Linked DNA regions of Homo sapiens: all the other regions are linked to region 1. The links are chromatin contacts, found by Hi-C or POLR2A ChIA-PET in ENCODE. All regions are on one chromosome and are shown on one strand. Each heading gives the region's core, a stretch centred on a gene start or an enhancer-like site at or near the end of the contact. The rest is flanking DNA. Distances are from core to core; before and after follow the strand shown. Region 1 holds the start of LRP4-AS1 (LRP4 antisense RNA 1). Region 2 holds the start of FNBP4 (formin binding protein 4). Region 3 holds the start of CELF1 (CUGBP Elav-like family member 1). Region 4 holds the start of MTCH2 (mitochondrial carrier 2). Region 5 holds the start of CRY2 (cryptochrome circadian regulator 2). Region 6 holds the start of KBTBD4 (kelch repeat and BTB domain containing 4).

Evidence for each region. A loop is a pair of places that touch in the nucleus more often than their neighbours do. ChIA-PET counts read pairs that join two places held with the same protein, here RNA polymerase II (POLR2A). Pooled maps may share reads with other maps.
Region 2: a map of CD8-positive, alpha-beta T cell shows a loop between it and region 1 (7-fold over the local background). The contact joins the promoter of FNBP4 here to the promoter of LRP4-AS1 in region 1. A Hi-C loop is called at or near these places in 1 of 168 maps with a recorded cell type or tissue (CD8-positive, alpha-beta T cell), 1 of 37 single-sample maps with no recorded cell type and 9 of 50 pooled maps.
Region 3: a map of naive thymus-derived CD4-positive, alpha-beta T cell shows a loop between it and region 1 (2.8-fold over the local background). The contact joins the promoter of CELF1 here to the promoter of LRP4-AS1 in region 1. A Hi-C loop is called at or near these places in 1 of 168 maps with a recorded cell type or tissue (naive thymus-derived CD4-positive, alpha-beta T cell) and 9 of 50 pooled maps. POLR2A ChIA-PET finds 5 or more read pairs at or near these places in 2 of 52 experiments (CD4-positive, alpha-beta T cell and GM12878).
Region 4: a map with no recorded cell type shows a loop between it and region 1 (20-fold over the local background). The contact joins the promoter of MTCH2 here to the promoter of LRP4-AS1 in region 1. A Hi-C loop is called at or near these places in 1 of 37 single-sample maps with no recorded cell type and 8 of 50 pooled maps. POLR2A ChIA-PET finds 5 or more read pairs at or near these places in 1 of 52 experiments (activated T-cell).
Region 5: a loop to region 1 is called in a pooled map, with 11 times the contacts of the local background. The contact joins the promoter of CRY2 here to the promoter of LRP4-AS1 in region 1. A Hi-C loop is called at or near these places in 7 of 50 pooled maps. POLR2A ChIA-PET finds 5 or more read pairs at or near these places in 2 of 52 experiments (activated B cell and activated CD8-positive, alpha-beta memory T cell).
Region 6: a pooled map shows a loop between it and region 1 (8-fold over the local background). The contact joins the promoter of KBTBD4 here to the promoter of LRP4-AS1 in region 1. A Hi-C loop is called at or near these places in 8 of 50 pooled maps.

The regions. Positions count from the first base shown.
Region 1 is chr11:46,844,965-46,847,664 of GRCh38, forward strand. It overlaps LRP4-AS1 (LRP4 antisense RNA 1), which reads left to right and starts at 1,447. Exons shown (of 3, transcript NR_038909.1): 1 at 1,447-1,535; 2 at 1,646-1,753. CKAP5 (cytoskeleton associated protein 5) reads right to left here and starts at 1,316. Exons shown (of 44, transcript NM_001008938.4): 1 at 1,256-1,316. RefSeq lists enhancers at 559-1,136, 1,591-1,710 and silencers at 971-1,120, 1,301-1,380.
Region 2 is chr11:47,765,904-47,768,603 of GRCh38, forward strand. FNBP4 (formin binding protein 4) reads right to left here and starts at 1,438. Exons shown (of 17, transcript NM_015308.5): 1 at 1,166-1,438. The coding sequence starts at 1,385. RefSeq lists enhancers at 1-728, 523-582, 729-1,653 and a silencer at 843-1,452.
Region 3 is chr11:47,551,703-47,554,402 of GRCh38, forward strand. CELF1 (CUGBP Elav-like family member 1) reads right to left here and starts at 1,430. Exons shown (of 15, transcript NM_001376376.1): 1 at 1,290-1,430. RefSeq lists enhancers at 1-317, 993-1,668 and silencers at 1,016-1,105, 1,176-1,705.
Region 4 is chr11:47,641,208-47,643,907 of GRCh38, forward strand. It overlaps MTCH2 (mitochondrial carrier 2), which reads right to left and starts at 1,352. Exons shown (of 13, transcript NM_014342.4): 1 at 1,172-1,352. The coding sequence starts at 1,258. RefSeq lists a silencer at 1,273-1,542.
Region 5 is chr11:45,846,134-45,848,833 of GRCh38, forward strand. It overlaps CRY2 (cryptochrome circadian regulator 2), which reads left to right and starts at 1,342. Exons shown (of 12, transcript NM_021117.5): 1 at 1,342-1,572. The coding sequence starts at 1,358. RefSeq lists enhancers at 793-902, 953-1,002, 1,363-1,602, 1,533-2,054 and a silencer at 2,003-2,112.
Region 6 is chr11:47,577,720-47,580,419 of GRCh38, forward strand. KBTBD4 (kelch repeat and BTB domain containing 4) reads right to left here and starts at 1,251. Exons shown (of 4, transcript NM_018095.6): 1 at 1,214-1,251; 2 at 1-309. The coding sequence starts at 1,232. NDUFS3 (NADH:ubiquinone oxidoreductase core subunit S3) reads left to right here and starts at 1,355. Exons shown (of 7, transcript NM_004551.3): 1 at 1,355-1,439; 2 at 1,550-1,615. The coding sequence starts at 1,373. RefSeq lists enhancers at 810-1,469, 1,162-1,401, 1,470-2,128.

The DNA of each region.
Region 1 (2,700 bases), core at 197-2,696:
TTAAAAATTTTTTTACATGAGTTTACCAACTAGATTTAACTTATGGTTGCAAAATAAATTGATTTCACCTTTATCTATATCATTAAATTTGGTAAAAGCATTACAGTTTGTCCAGTCACTTCAGAGAAGTCAAAGTCTTCTACAATTTCTTAAAGTTTCAAAAGATTCTTAGCTTAATTTATTGGCTCTTTAGGTCAAAAGAAGGACTTTTCAGGGTGATGAAAATGGAGGAAGGAGGAGCTCACCTTTCTAAAAATGAGTTTTCAATTACTATAATTATGCATAAGACAGGCAGCATTTCTGGGCCAAGATTTGATGCCTTGGTCCCATGAGAATTAAATTAGAGCCACGCATAAATTTGGGGCAAGTTCTGCAAAAACCACTTCAACCTCTATTGATGCTGAATAAAAAACTCATTGTTAAGATTCATCAACACGAATATATTTTCTAACACACACTAGCCACTCTGGCAACAACCCTTTCATCATTTTCTATCCAAGAAACACAACGGAATGCATTTCAATCCTGCTCAACAATTACCACGATTACAAGTAGAGGGGAGAGCTCAAAAGTAAGAATCTAGTTCACCGAGCCCGACCTTAAAGTAGCAAGGCCCAACCCACACTGCTGGCTATTGTATTGGTTCCCCAACACCTCCAGGGCTGGAAGGACACCAGAACGCTCCCGACACGTTGAGAGAGAGAAAGCCAGTCGTTAAGGGCGGGGTGGTGGATGATCGGAATCGTTCACATCGCAGCAAGCCAGCAGGGACACAGGTGTGCGGCCAGGCCCCGGTGCCGCTGTCCTTGCTCCAGGGCGACAAGGCCCTTCGCAACCACCACAGCCCTCGTAGGCGCTTACTTATTCATTCACTTGACAATTACGCGAGAGGCACTCTAGCAGGGCCGGCTCTCGGGGCCCCCGCCCTAGTCTTGGTAAATCGCTGCCGCCAGGCGCGGCCCTGCACCGCCCGCGCCCCGCGGACGCTGCCACCCGCGCCACGCTGCGGCGCGCTCTGGCCACCTGGAGCCCAACCCCGGCCTCCGCCGCACACGAGCGCCCACGCCCCCGGCCCTGCCCGCCGCAGGTCCCCCGGCCTCCGGCTCGCTTCGCCGCCTCAGACCTGCCGGGTTCGTGGGGCAAGTGGGGCGCGCGTCTGGAGACCTCCAGCCGCCCAGGATTCAGGGGCTCCTCTGCGCGCGCGATGCCTGCACTCGAGGGCCTCGCGGGTGGGGCAGGCCCACCGACCACTCACCTCAGCTGGGTCAGAACCAAGCGGCCTGCTCTAAGCCGTTTGAAACCGCTTGGGCCGCCGCACACCCCGCAGTGTCCTCGTTCTTTATTGGTCCTCGACGGACCGCCCATCGGACTTTTATTGGTCCATTTGAAAGGCCTGTGGGCACGCGCCGCCCGCAGCCTTAAAGGGGCCGCGCGCAGCCGTGTTTCCCTCTGGACCAGACGCCGCCTGCACGGGTGGGGACGCTGGTCGCTGCCGGGGGCAAGTCTGCCGACTCCAGAAAGAAAGGCGAAAGAATGTGTGTAGACCCGGGCATCCTTGGTCGTCAGCATGTTTGCTTTATTTAATTACAGATGTTCAGGCTGCTGTCAACACCCGACAATTTTTTTTGGTCATTTCATTCCCTAGAGATTGTGAAGCTAAGTGCTGTGAGGGAAACCAGAGGCAGCTGAGATGTCGTGGAAGTAACAGCGAATGAAGCCAGGATGCTGGATTCTGACCTTGGAACTGTTCTGAGTAAATCACTTTTCTCAGTAAATCTTCTGGAGTTGTTTCCTTATCTGTAAAATGGGATAACGATGTTTCCCTTACAATTTAATGGAGGAGTTAATATAACTAATAGAATGTCTGAGAAAAGCCTTTGTGAACTGTAACGCATCCTGCAAATGCTTAATATTCCCTTATAAAAACGAGAGGCTTGGTTAACATGATCTCCAGAATTTTAGCTTAGCTCTACATTCAGTGTTTCTGTGAATGAGTTCAGGTCCTTACTTCCAAGGAATTTGTAATCTACAGTGGTTGGAGGAATATAACATACAGACTAGTCACTAAAATTCAAAGCAGTGTAATAACTGTATAAATGAAAAGCTATAAATGCTTAGAGACAGGAGAAATTTGATGGGGGAGGATCTGTGAGGAAGATGAATTTTTAACCTAGGATTTAAAGAATGTGTAGATTCCCAACAGGCTAAAAGATGGAGAGAGGATGGATAAAAGTAAATGAAACAATTACATGTTTTTTCATTGTCAAGTTGGCAGAGATGAAAAAGTTCAACAGCCTTTGGTTGGTCAAGATTTGGAAAAACAGGCTGGGTGCAATGGCTTATGCCTGTAATCCTAGCGCTTTGGGAGGCCGAGGCAGGAGGATTGCTTGAGGCCAGGAGTTCAAGACCAACCTGGGTCTTGCTATCAAGACCCCATCTCTGTTTTTAAAAATATAAAGAGATTTGGAAAAATGGACACTCAAAGTCAATATTGGTAAGAGTATAATTGGTACAAACCTTTAGGAGGACAATTTGACAGTTACTAAAATGTACATAATCTAGTTCTGGCCCAGTAATCCACTATGAGGAATTTATCGTACAGATCTGTGCAAGTATGCAAAGAAAAATGTACAAGGATGTTTACTGCAATACTGCTTTTTTTTTTTTTTTTTTTGAGACAGTCTCGCTCTGTCGCCCAGG
Region 2 (2,700 bases), core at 188-2,687, 920 kb after region 1:
TCAAACTCCTGACCTCGAGTAATCCGCCTACCTCGGCCTCCCAAAGTGCTGGGATTACAGGCATGAGTCACCGTGCCCTGGAGTCTTTCATCTGCTTACAAACTTCAACATCAAGGGAAGACTCTTACCATGGTAAATAAAAATTATTAATACATCTGCATGGCCGGGCGCGATGGCTCTCGCCTGTAATGATCGCTTGAGCCCTGGAGTTCGAGACCAGCCCGGGAAACATGAACTCCGTCTCTACTGAAAATACAAAAATTAGCCGGGCATGGTGGCAGGGTCCTGTAGTCCCAGCTACCCAGGAGGCTAAGGCGGGAGGATCGCTTGAACCCGGGAGGTGGAGGTTGCAGTGAGCCCAAGATCGCGCCACTGCACTCCAGCCTGGGCGACAGATTGAGACATTGTCTCGAAAAAAACAAAACAAAACTCTTAAAAAGTTACATCTGCAATACTTACAAATACATACAAAAACAGTAAGTATTCTCCAGGCTATGATAGGACCTTTACAAGACACACCAAACACTGCTATTGCGGATTTTTTCCAATTAACGAACCAGCGTGATCTCTGAACATGTGAAACGGTCGCGGCTTCTCCGGCGCCTAGTCCTGGAGTCACTTTTAATCTAAGCACCACTCCAGTGAGAACCACACAAATACTTAGGAACCTACCAGCTCCATTTCTCCAGCAGTTCTGCTAGTGTGGGGATGCTTACTAGCTGGAATATTAAGAGCTTTTTCTAAACGTCTCTATCCCCGTTTCGACAAAACCGAAAGGAGGCAGATGACGTGTGGAAAGGCCTGGCCCACAGTCACAGGCCGCGCACGCGGAAACTCATCCTCACATCCACCCTCTGCGTTACCCAAAACCGACCCGGGGCGTTTGGGAGACTCAGGATGCCCGAACTTCGGTCATATTTCAAACGTTCCCGGGGCAAGCCCTGCACCACAGATGGCGCCTCGGGCTTGGCCCGGGCCGAGGGCGCAGAACTCGGCCTGGCCCTTCTGCGGCCCGGAGCCCAGGGCCGCCCCGCCTGCAGGCCCGCAGCAGGCAGGCCTCGGAAGCCGACCTCGCCCGCCTCCCTCGCCGGGTCTGGCCAGGCGCCGTGAGGAGCCTAGGCCGCAAGCCCTGAGCTCGAGTTCAGGTCCCCCCGCGCACCCTTGCCTTCTGAAGGCGAGTCGTCCGAGGCCGCGGCGGCAGTCACCGCGGTGGTGGTGGTCGTCGCCGCCGACGGGGCGGGCTGGCTGGGGACCGCCGCGGTTGAGTCCGGCTCAGTGTCGGGTTCCGGCTCCGGGTCCCGGCCCGGCGTGCTGCCCCGAGGACCCGGCGGAGAGAGTTGCAGGATGGGCCTACGGCCGGGTACCGCCCGGGACTTCTTCCCCATCGCGAGCCCAAGCGCGAGCAGAGAGCGTCGGGCGGCCGAGAGGGGCGGGCACTGGAGGCTGGGCGCTGGGCCCTGGGCGCTGCGACGCGTAATCAATATTCATACACCGTGACACCGCCTCCAGCCCGGATCCGCTTTCAACCAGCGGAGCACGCGCTTGCGCAAGCGCCTCGGACCCTTCGGCTCTTCTGGCTCCTCCTCACCAGGAGAAAGGGCGGGATTACCAACTGCGCTAGGCGATTGGCTGTTTTGACCCAGAGAAGGGACCGGTGGCCAATGGAAAAGGAAAAAGGGTGAGAGTCCAGCCAATAGTGCGGTAGGGCCTGAATTAGAACGACTTCCCCACTTCCGTCGGGTTCCACCCATGCGCTTTCCCCAAGCCTTTTCTTTGCCTACTTGTCCTCCATCTTGTGGCTATTCTCGGCCTAGAGTTTCATGTTGTCTGTCTTCTAGAAAGGTGTGCTGCTGGGCCCAGCTCACTCACGCCTGTAATCTCAACACTTTGGGAGGCCGAGGCGGGTGGATCACGAGGTCAGGAGTTCAAGACCAGCTTGTCCAAGATGGTGAAACCCCGTCTCTACTAAAAATACAAAAGATTTAGTCGGGCGCGGTGGCAGGCGCCTGTAATCCTAGCTAGTCGGGAGACTGAGGCAGGCGAATCGCATGAACCCGGCGGCAAAGGTTACAGTGAGCCGAGATCGCGCCACTGCACCCCACCCTGGGTGACAGAGTGAGACTGTCTCAAGAAAAAAAAGAAAGGTGTGCTGTTTTCTGAGCCCTTCCCCACGTTTCGCCCGGATTATTGTGGCTTACTTTGGGTATAGCATTGAACATTAAATGGGACAGTGGGTCTTTTACGCTTTTGTAATTTCCTGCAGCACACAAATAGATGTCTCATATTTTCTCGCTTATTAGCTGGGAAAAATCACGAGATACTCCACTACCTACAAGGAAAAAGCCTAAAATTGTTGGGATGGCATACAGGAACCTTACCAGTTTTGTACTACTATCGTCAACATGCTTTAATTTACCCTTGCTTTAACACTGCCCCCTCTCCCGTCTCCTGCCTCTGGAGCCCGCCACTTGGAGCATCACCTCCCTCACTTTTCCTTTGCACTGACTGGAATAATTACTGCATCACATGATGAAAGTCTTTTATTGTTTCATCAGGGCGCAATGCAGACGCAGTGCAGGCGTGACCTCTCCTGCCCAGCCTCTCCCTGGCACTTGACATCCTGTTGACATCCGTCTCCCCTCTAAACTAAGGAATGCGAGTGGTATTTATTTTTATATCCGCAGCAGCTCAGTTCCCACT
Region 3 (2,700 bases), core at 180-2,679, 710 kb after region 1:
TGAAAAGAACTTTAAAAGGTGAAGTTCCGGGCGGGGGCGGTGGCTCACGCCTGTAATCCCCAGCACTCTGGGAGGTCGAGGCGGGTGGATCACCCGAGGTCAGGAGTTCGAGACCATCCAGCCTGATCAACATGGTGAAACCCCGTCTATACTAAAAATACGAAAATTAGCCAGGCCTGGTGGCACATGCCTGTAATCCCAGCTACTTGGGAGGCTGAGGCAGGAGAATTGCTTGAACCTGGGGAGGTTGCAGTGAGCCGAGATAGCGCCACTGCACTCCAGCCTAAGCAACAAGAGCGAAACTCCGTCTTAAAAAAAAAAAAAAAAAAGATGAAGTTCTTGTAAAAGATTCATTATTTGTAACCTCTTACACTGCACACATTATAAAGCATTTCATGCTCTTTAAAACTGTTATACAGCCTTTTTACTCGAAGGTAATAAACCTACAGCTCTCTCCTGGCGAGAAAGAGATTCCATTTTGCGGAAACAGATTCCAGTCAAAATCTTACCACATTCCCCTCAACTATGGGTATGAGCCTAAACCAATGAGAAGCTCCTTGGTGCATGTGTAATGGTCTCCAAGAATTACAACAACATCCTACCCGGAGGACCACAACCACGACACCACTGGCTTTAAAATCAAAGCCTGGTCCCTAGCGAAGAAAGCGCTTTAATGTGCTCCTCCCGCTCCCGGGTGCGAGATTCCTGCCCAGCTACTAGGCCACGACTGGGTGAGCACCTGATGTGGGGGGAGGGCGAGCCAAGGCCGTAGCGGATCTGGGGCGAGGAACGAGGGGCTCTCGAGGCTCGGGAAAAGCGCTGCCTTCTAGGGGCGCGGACCCTTCGGCACCCACAGGAGTGGACACTAAGAACACGTGAGACGACAGGGGCAGAGATGGGGTGTCCCGGGCAGGTAGCCTGGGTCCAGCACGGCAGCCAGAAAGACGAGGAAAACGGAGCTGGCCCTGGGCAGGGCACGAGGCCTCTGAGCCTAGAGAGTGAAGGTAAAGGGCGCGGGGAGAGGAAGCAAAGCCACGAGGAGGGCGGGTCTCCCTGGGCGCGGGGGCACGCGCTGGGCAAACGCGACAGGACCCGGGGAGCCGGGGACCCCGACATGCAGGAGGAGATCGCAGCCCTACCCCAGGACGCAGGGAACGAGAAAAGGCCGCGCCCGGAGGGCCCTGTGACCCGCGGCCTCCCTAACCGGACCCGCCCCGCGGCGCCTCCCTCTTGCCTTTTTTCCCCTCCCTCCCTCCCGCGGCCCGTTATCCTGCGGCCGCAGCACTCACCAGCGGCTGCACCTGAGCCTGCCGCTGCCTCAGTTGCTGCCTGCGCCTCCGCAGCCGCCGCCGCCGCCTCGCTGCTGAGGCCGAATCCCGGGGGAGCCTCCGCGTCCCGCCGCCGCTGCCGCTGCCGCCAGAGCAGAACACCCCAAAATGGCGGCACTTCCGGCACCTACCACCGGCGGGGAGGGCAGAGGAGGAGGGGGAGCGCGGCGAGGGGGAACGTATCACCGCGGCGCCGCCCGCAGCGCCGATGCGAGCGGAGCGCGGCGTAGGGGCGGGCCGAGCGCCGGGCGCTGCAGCGCCCCCTCGGGCTGGGAAGTGGAGGAGCAGCCGCACCTAAGCCCCTGGGGCCGCGGGCGGAGCCCTCAACCTAGGGAGCTGCAGGGGCGCATCTCTTTGTCTCCGATCCCTACTGGAGGGAAGAGCCAGGCCTGGGAATCTGAAGTTCTCGACTCCGCCCATCGCACCCACAGGAGCTCTAGATGACCCTGGTGGGCAAGGAGGCACCCCTACTGGGCACTGAATAGGAGCATAATAAGATATTTGTTGAATAAATGGATGAGTGAGTGACTGGTGCTTGGCCAGCGTTGGGCACATGGCACGCCCCTTTTTGCCCCAGCAGACAAGCAACAGCATCCAGGCCTTCCTTCTTTGCTGGGATGTGAATATGTGTGTTCCAAGTGCAGGGAGTGCTTTTTAGCAAGATAATCAGTGTGAACGCACAACCTGGCAACGATCGCTGCGACATAAGGAAGTTCACAAAGATTCTATTAAGAGACCGATTGCCCAGCCATAACCTGCTTTTACCGAAAAAAAAATATATATATATATTTTTTTTTCTTAACTCAGGTTAGGTCTCTAAAGACTTCCTCCTGAGTTACTCTGGAATCCCTGGGTCTAGATGGAACGCAAGCAGTACAATTTGTTGTTGTTGTTGTTGTTGTTTAAGCCAACATTTATTCCTAGGTTCCAGACCTTGTGAGGCAGTTAAATGCAGATTAAGAAAGAAAACTTTGTTCTGGAAGCTTTTGGCCCCATCAACATGCAAATAACTCATGGGATGGTTTCTCTCTAACATCATCTGGCTTCCCAGAGAATATAATTTTTATACCCACAAATACTGATTATATCCTACCTTACCACAAACAACAAGTGGGCTTCCAAGCAGAAGCCTCAAGGGTTTTCCTCTTTCGCCTTTGGGGGGGAAAAAAACTAACCAGAGTTTTTCTGGTACCATATAGTCCTTAAATTGTACATGATCATATTCCCTAATTGTACTGGGTAGTTTTATATACATTCATAATGCTGATATATGATCTTGTTCTTGTTAATAGTTTTATGTGTAGTTGACTGAAAACATCCTATATTTATAGACCATTATAGCTTACAGAATGTTGTCACAAATATTACCATA
Region 4 (2,700 bases), core at 102-2,601, 800 kb after region 1:
TACTGCAACATGCTGTCACCTCCGATGCTATCTAGCCCCAAATGTGCCAATTCTGTTTTGGATGTTACAGTACATTCTAATCAGTCTTTGTTCTAAGTACAAAGAATTTATTTGCAATAGCCTTTAACATATGGAATCTGAATTCACACAGGTCTACTCAGCAAGAAATAATTTGGATTCCCAACAACTCAAGAATAAGAAATGGGGCCCTCTCTAGTGTCTTGCCTATTTTTTACAGAAAAGTAGACGGCGAGACAGGGGTTCTAAAAACTGTTCCATTCCTAGGCACAGTGCATGAGGTAATTATGTCAACTCTCAGTAAAAGCATAAAAAAAAGAATGACCTGCCCATTACAGGGATATAGCAAAGGAACTGGAAACACTAAGTCTATCACTTACTTGGCCTACCTGCATGTGAATATAAAATACCATGTAATAATTATTTGACAGTAGATTAGAAACTAACTCCCATGTTTAAACTCGCTAAAACTCAGCTTCACTAATTTCCAGCTCTGACAAATGTGATTTTCATTGTCAGGAGCCACATGGGCCGCTGCTGGAAAGCGCTCAATGCATCCTTCCGAAATCTGACAGAGCAACCCCTTCATTAACACTTCTGAATGAGCTCCTTGTGTTTCTCTCAGTATCTGGTGCGAAAACCTCGGAACAGAAAAGCAGTAGTAACAGTAGCATAAAAAGAAAAAAAAAAGGAATAAAAAATAAAATGTTGGTTCCCACCTAACTTCACATTTGTCTTCAACTGAGTATTTCGTGTTTTGCGTCTGAGATTTTGGGGGGAGTAGTGGTGAATGTGAATTTCGGAGGGGCGAGAGGGAGGGTTCGGAAGCCTTTGGTGGCGACCGGCCAGGATCCACCTCAGTGACGAAGAACCAAAGTTCAGAGGATCCGCCGGGCAGGGCAGGGCCGGGTGGCGGTTGGCTAAGGGAGGAGAGGGCCTCAACGCTGGGCGGCGAGGCGAGGGCTCGGCGAGGCCCCCAAGCGGGGCCGCGGGACTGAGGAAGCTGTCCCTGCGGGGAGGTAAAGGGCAGCGGAGGAGCAGCAGCATCTCGGGAGAATGAAAGGCCCGCAAGGCTGAGCCGATCCTCAGGCGCCCTGAGCAGCAGCGACCGAACGGGGCGCCGGGCGGGGTAGGGAGCGGCGACGCCTCATACCTGGATGAGCACTTTCACGTACATGAGCGGCTGGGACAGGATGGTGAGACCGGAGCCCAGGAGCACCTGACTGGCCGCGTCCGCCATGATGGCACCCGCGGGCGGACGGACAGACAGACGGAGCCACCAAGCGACCCGGTGAGCCGGTCCTAGGTCACGTGCCAGGGCCGCCGGTTTCACTGGCCCGCCCGCGGCGCGCGCGCACGCACGCAGCAGCACGCGCCTCTCCGCCCAGTCCCCGCCCCCCCGTCCCGCCCCGAGAAACGGCAGGCGCTCGCGAGGGGGCGCTGAGGTCGGGGCGGGGCTTAAGGGACAGAGGCGCATGCGTTCTGCCGGGGGCTCGCCCTTCACCAGGAATGACGGTTTCTCTTGCACATGCGCTTCCAGGCCGCAAGTGTCCGGAAACAGAAGAATGGGAGTGTCAGTGGGGGAGTGTGACCGTGACGGCAGAGGCAAGGTCAGAGGACTGAAAAGAAATTGAAAAGGATTCTTCATTATGCTTCATCTCTGCACTTGCCTTTTGGGCATCATCAACATAGGATTCAAAAGATACTCAGCATCAGAGCCGTAACAGTCTCGTGACTGACAAACTCTAAATAAGTATAGCAAATAATGAATCCGCTAGCGAGTGGCTTTTCATTCATTTATTCGTTTGATTAATGTTATCTTTTCAAAAAAACCTTCTCTGACCATTCTAAAATTACCTCCCCCTTTTCTTTTTCTTTCTTTTTTTTTTTTTTTTTGAGACGGAGTCTCGCTCTGTCACCCAGGCTGGAGTGCAGTGGCCCGATCTCAGCTCACTGCAACCTTCGCCTCCCAGGTTCAAGCAATGCTCCTGCCTCAGCCTCCCTAGTAGCTGGGATTACACGCACACGCCACCACGCCCGGCTAATTTTTGTCTATTTAGTAGAGACGGGGTTTCACGATGTTGGCCGGGCTGGTCTCAAACTCCTGACCTCGTGATTCACCCGCCTTGGCCTCCCAAAGTGCTGGGATTACAGGAGTGAGGAGCCATCGCGCCTGGCCACCTCCCTCTTATTTTCTCCCACATTGTGCCCCGTCGTAGCATTATCACTGAAATTATGTCTCCTCCACTGGAATGAAAGCTCCATGAGTTCAGGAACCGTGACAGCCTCTGTTCACGGTTGTGTTTTCAGTGCCCAGCACATACGAGGTGCTCAATAAATATTTATTGCACAAGTGAACAAATACTTCAGTGCCTACCAGTCTACAGGCTATCAGAGGCAAAAGTGAAAAAGGCATTGTCCCTGCTCCTTCAGCCCCAGCTCACGTGTTCTATCAAACAACATTTGGTGAATCTGAGCTTGGAGCAGAGTGAAGTACTGTAGGGGAAAGACTTGGATTTGGATCCTGGCTTTTCCACTGCATCCATTTGTCATTTTAGCTACTTTAATTTCCAGTTTTTGTATCTAAATCTAACACTACTGTGTATCTCTCAGGGTTATTATGAGCATTAAGTGAAATTATGCATAGGAAAGGGTTTTTTTTAAAAAACTTTATATTGAAAT
Region 5 (2,700 bases), core at 92-2,591, 1.0 Mb before region 1:
AAGAAGGTGACATCTATACTGAACAATGATACAGAGCAAACTGGAGTTAGAAACAAAGATGGAAGAGGGAGTGTGATCTAGACTGCTGGAACAGCTCGTGAAAAGCCCTGGAAATGACAGAGAATGCCTAGGATTGCAGTGACACTGGTTTAGAGAGTGGTGCCAATTAATGCCACTAAATTGCAGACTAAATTACTAAATGCTTTCATCACTCTGTCCCAGGTCCAGGAAGGGTTCCAAGCATGGGCTCAACCTAGGGTCAAGTTGAAACAGACTGTTTTCCACCTGATAACCCCAAAGCTGCAGCTTGACTAAGCCGTCTTAGCCCAAGAGGGTTCCACCTGGCGTCCCAGAAGAATGGGGACAGTGTCCTCCACATCTCTGAACCCTACCCGGAATCCAGTACAGTGCTTTGCACACACTGGATCTACTAAACAGACTAAAAGAAAATAAATTCATCTGATGGCATAATTACTATCTCAATTCAAGTCCCCCACATTCCCAGTCCTTACTCCCAAATCCTCTACTGCTGCATATTAGGGCACTCCTTCCCCGTCCTTAGACTCTGCCACTTGGAATTACCAAGGATCTTCGCACAAAGAGAAGTATAGCTTCGTGGATAAAAGCAGAAATTTCGAAATCAGAATAATCTGGGTGAAATCCTCTTAGCAGCTTTATGATATTGAATAAGTCACTCAACCTGCGGCACCCTCCGTTTTCTTCATCTGTGAAACGAAAACAACAGCAGCTTTTTCACTGGGGTTCGCTAAATGAATGTAACTGGGCTGAGTTGAGAATAGTAAATGAGACCGTCTACGTAAGGAGATGATCATGTCTCTTGCCATATAAAGTGCACTTAATAAATGGCAGCTGTAGTAGAATGATGTAGATGGTGATGGTGACGATGTTGGTGATAATAGGAAGGTCAGCTGTCAGTCTTGCAAGTCACTGGCTGTAGTCACAGCAACCCCTACCAGCCCAGGCAGCTTCTTCTAGAAGCAGGCCCTGAACAGGACGTGGGTAAGAGATCCGCTGTCCCTTGAGACTTGGCCTACTCCCGGCACTCCGCGGACAGCCCCAGCCTGCGGACAGCCCCAGCCTGCGTCACTTGTCCGCATGCCAGCTCCACCCGGGCGGACCCACACATGGTAGGAACGTGAGGGGGCGGGCCTGTTCCGGCGCCTCTGGGCCAATCGCCAGGTGGAAGGCACTCAGCCAATGGCAGAGGGGCTCTGGGGCCCTGTGGGCGGGGACTAAGGGTGGAGTTGCGGCGTCATAGGTCACTGGGCGGGCTATGGGCGGGGTCCACGTCGCCTACCGGGGCGGAGCGGGGGTGGCTGGAGCAGTCTGGACAGTCATGGCGGCGACTGTGGCGACGGCGGCAGCTGTGGCCCCGGCGCCAGCGCCCGGCACGGACAGCGCCTCTTCGGTGCACTGGTTCCGCAAAGGGCTGCGACTCCACGACAACCCGGCGTTGCTGGCGGCCGTGCGCGGGGCGCGCTGCGTGCGCTGCGTTTACATTCTCGACCCGTGGTTCGCGGCCTCCTCCTCAGTCGGGATCAACCGATGGAGGTGAGGGGACCCGGGGCTGGGTGGCGGGGACGCAGCCAGGACCCTGACCCTGGGGTGACCGGCGAACAGCACGATCCCCCCAACCCCGCCACGGCTGGAAGGCCAGAGGGGAGAAGCCGAGACCGGGGAAGTAATTCGTCATGGTCCTAACGCGCCGGTGGGCCAGGGTTCAGCCTCTGACAAAGCGCGTTCGCACTGTTACCCCTTTGAGCCTCACAACTGCCTGTGGAACGGAGATCATGATCCCCGTTGTACAGATGAGACCCTTGAGCCCTGGAGACCCAAAGTCGACCTGCCCAAGGACTTGTAGCCAGTGAGTGGCAGAACAGGGGCTCCTGGTCTAGGGCTCTTACGGTCTACTCAGGGAGGGGCGGAAGGGAGATAACGTAGTGTGAGGGCGGGACGGGTTTTTGCTCGCATTCTTCAAGAGCCCGTTGCTGGGCTCGGGGAGATCACTCCGAAGCCTCTGGCTCGTTTGAATCCGCCCTACCACCCATCCTGGCTACCCTGCACCCAGACCGTCCTGCCTCTAGGGGTGTCAAGTGACCCTGGCTTAGCATTAAATAAGGTCTTCTCCCCTATATTATAAATAAAGAAGCCAAAGGCGTCTTCAGGTGGAGTCGCTTTATGTTCAAAGCTCCAGAGAATCCAGGGGATTCTCCAAAATGTTTTAAGCCCTGCTCTGGAGCTTTGACCTCGATAGAAAAATTTAAAAGAATCCAAAGTGTCACCCCGTCATCCTCTTGTCATGATTTTAGAGGACAGTAGAGCCATTAGAGATGAGACTTTTATGAACTGTTGTGGTAAGGTTAGGGAGCAGGAAAGCCATGATATCAAGGGCCCCTCTGATGACCCCCCAGGAGATGGAGTCGACATGATCATGGAAAAAGATGAACAGGTCGTTAGTGTATTTTCACTGTAAACAGTATTCAAACTAAAGAGTTTTGAGACATAATGTACCCATCGCTCTTCAGAACACCTAGTGGCAGTCGCTCGGTTTGTTTGCATTGTTCTGGGGAATGTTTGCTTGTGGCCTTGTTGCATCGATGGACAGGGTTATTTCCAGGATACCGTGGCTCTCGGCACACCATTCTTTTCTCTCCAAGGTGTGTGCCCTGCTAAGAGAGT
Region 6 (2,700 bases), core at 1-2,500, 730 kb after region 1:
ACTCGCTGACATCCTGCAGCACAATCACCCGGTTGTGGGCCTCCTTCAGGTTGGAAGTGAACATGGATCGGAAGAAGCAGCTCTGAGCTGAGAGGACCAGCCGATGGAGCTGAAACTCCCGGCCTTCCACCGAAATGGTGACATCAGCAAAGAGCTCCTCCTCTAGACACAGTTTCATGATGCCTTGAGCCACACGGCCTGAATGTGACCGATCTTTGAAAGTGTAGTTCACAAAGTAGTTCTCATCCATGGATGCTCCAGGCTCCTCTGGTGATTCCATGCTAGCCAACTTCTCTCTCTGCCAGCTGTCTGCAAAGCAACACCATCTTGAGTAACCTGAGGAATTCACAGCCATAGTCTGTGAATCCAACTGTCCAACTCAGGGAGGGAAAAGGAAGAAGTGAGAGCAAAGTGGGTCCAGATTGGCCTTAGTCCTGGCCCTGTCCATGATGTCCCTGACGCTATCCTTTAACCAAATCTGGGTTCGTTATCCCCAGTGGCGCCCCTCCGCTAATGATATAAATAAAAGTTCCAACTCTGGGTGTTTTCCTGAGAAAACACGGAATAATTCCTTTCCATAATGTTAACAAAAGACTTGGGATTTAGGTCAATATATGAAAGCAAAGGGCTGGGAGAGGCCTGTGATCGTAAAAGCCTTACTAACCAAATAACTGGGGCATAAAACTAGTGAAGCTCAGGGGCAGTAGAATCAGACAAAAAGGACCCCTGGCCCCGGCCTAGTGGCCAGGTCCTCTCCTTCCCAGCGCATGGAGTTAAGACGCTCCATATGAAGCCTAGCCTGGGATATCCGTGGGTCTTACATTTGCTCTCTTCTGAGCTGCTTCCCCCACACTTCCCCGCTCGCTCGAAAGACTCCCTATGGCTGCGTCCCAGAACTTGAGTCCATCCGCCCCCAGGCCGGGGCACTGGGAGGCCCATCACCCTGTGCAATGTCCCCGCTCCACCTTGAGTCGTCTTGGAAACGGTCGCCAGGGAAACCGTTCTTCCCGCTCAGGCCCGCCCGCCCTCGTCAAAAGCTTGGCTCAGAGAGCGGGGGAGGGGTGTGTAGCGTAGAACCCAAAACGCCCGCCCCCTCCCCTCCTCTCACCCGCCTGGTTCTTCAGCGTCCTCGCCTTCTCTCTAGGCTCTGCCACAAGGAGCTAGGACCACGCTCACCTCACGATTTCCCTACCTGCCTGTCTCGCTTTCTCACCTGCGTTCCCTCCTTTCATCCCGGAGCCCGGAACCTCCGCTTCCGGCTCCACGTCCGCCCGGAAGAAGATCTGCTGCACACTTCCGTTTCCGGTCCGTGCCCTTGGGGCTCCGTGTCCTGCTGTCTTTCCGTCCGCTGCCTAGTCTGCATCTGAGTAACATGGCGGCGGCGGCGGTAGCCAGGCTGTGGTGGCGCGGGATCTTGGGGGCCTCGGCGCTGACCAGGGGTGAGCACGGGCAGCCAGCTGAGACCGGGGTCAGGCGCAGCGGCGTGCCCAGTGCAGAGAGCTCCTCAGGGCTCATCCCGCGCGTCTGTGCCTTTTATCTCCCTGTGCAGGGACTGGGCGACCCTCCGTTCTGTTGCTGCCGGTGAGGCGGGAGAGCGCCGGGGCCGACACGCGCCGTGAGTATGTGCGGGCAGCGCTCTTCTCTGAACTATCGGCGGGGCCCCTTAGATGCCTGTCCTTGCCCTAGGATGCCCTTCCCTACGTCCTCCTGGCAAATCTTGGAGATCTGACTTGCAGTGGTCTTCACCCTGCATGCAGAATCGAGCCCTCCCTGTGCCCTTAGGCCTGTTATGGCCCTGATTGTTCCTTGTCCATTTCAATCATCCCCTTTTTGTCTGATTAAACTGTCAGCTCTTTGAAAGCAAGCAATATAACCTTTAGGCCTCAGAGCCCTGTAATAATAGTACCTAGCGTTAATTGAGTGCTTAATGTGTGCCTGGAACCTCGCTAAGCGTTTTAGTGAATGATCTTATTTCGTCCTCACAACAGCCTTATGGGGTAGATAGCATCTTACTCTTCTTACTATAGATCAGGAAACAGTCCAAAGAATTAAACTGCCCAGGGTCAAAGACCTAGTGAATGACAAAGTAGGCCTGCCTGCTGCCAGAGGCAGAAACACCTAACCATTATTCTGTAGCTTGTGATGTGTGATTGCTCAGTGGTTTAGGGTTGCATGAATGAGTATGTACATATTATGTTACAGTCAAGATACACGGACTGGGAGTTAGGAGACCTGGCATTTCTCCTTTCCTGGGTTTTCTCATTGACACACACACACACACACACACACACACACACACACACACACACACCTGGGCCTCAGTTTTCTCATTGACACACACACACACACACACTTTTAAGGAGAGAGAGAGTCTGTGAGGGATCTTCAAGCCCTGAAGTTCTTAGCTTGAGAACCTGGTATAAACTTGCGTGCTAAGGAGCTACAGAGAGGCAAAAGTTCAGTTCCCATCCTCAAACAGCTCTTAGTCTGACAGGAGAACTGAGACTACTGCTTTAGCAGAAATGCAGGCAATGTGAGGGAAGAACTGTGGAGTAATTTTGAGAAGAGGTGAACACCCCAGCTGCTATAGTAAGAGTCTTTCTGAGGACCGTGTAGTTAAGGTGGCACTTTCCCCAAGTTTTCATCACTGTATTCCCTAGAAGGGAAACCTTTCACATGCACCTTTCTCAAGGTGCTTCA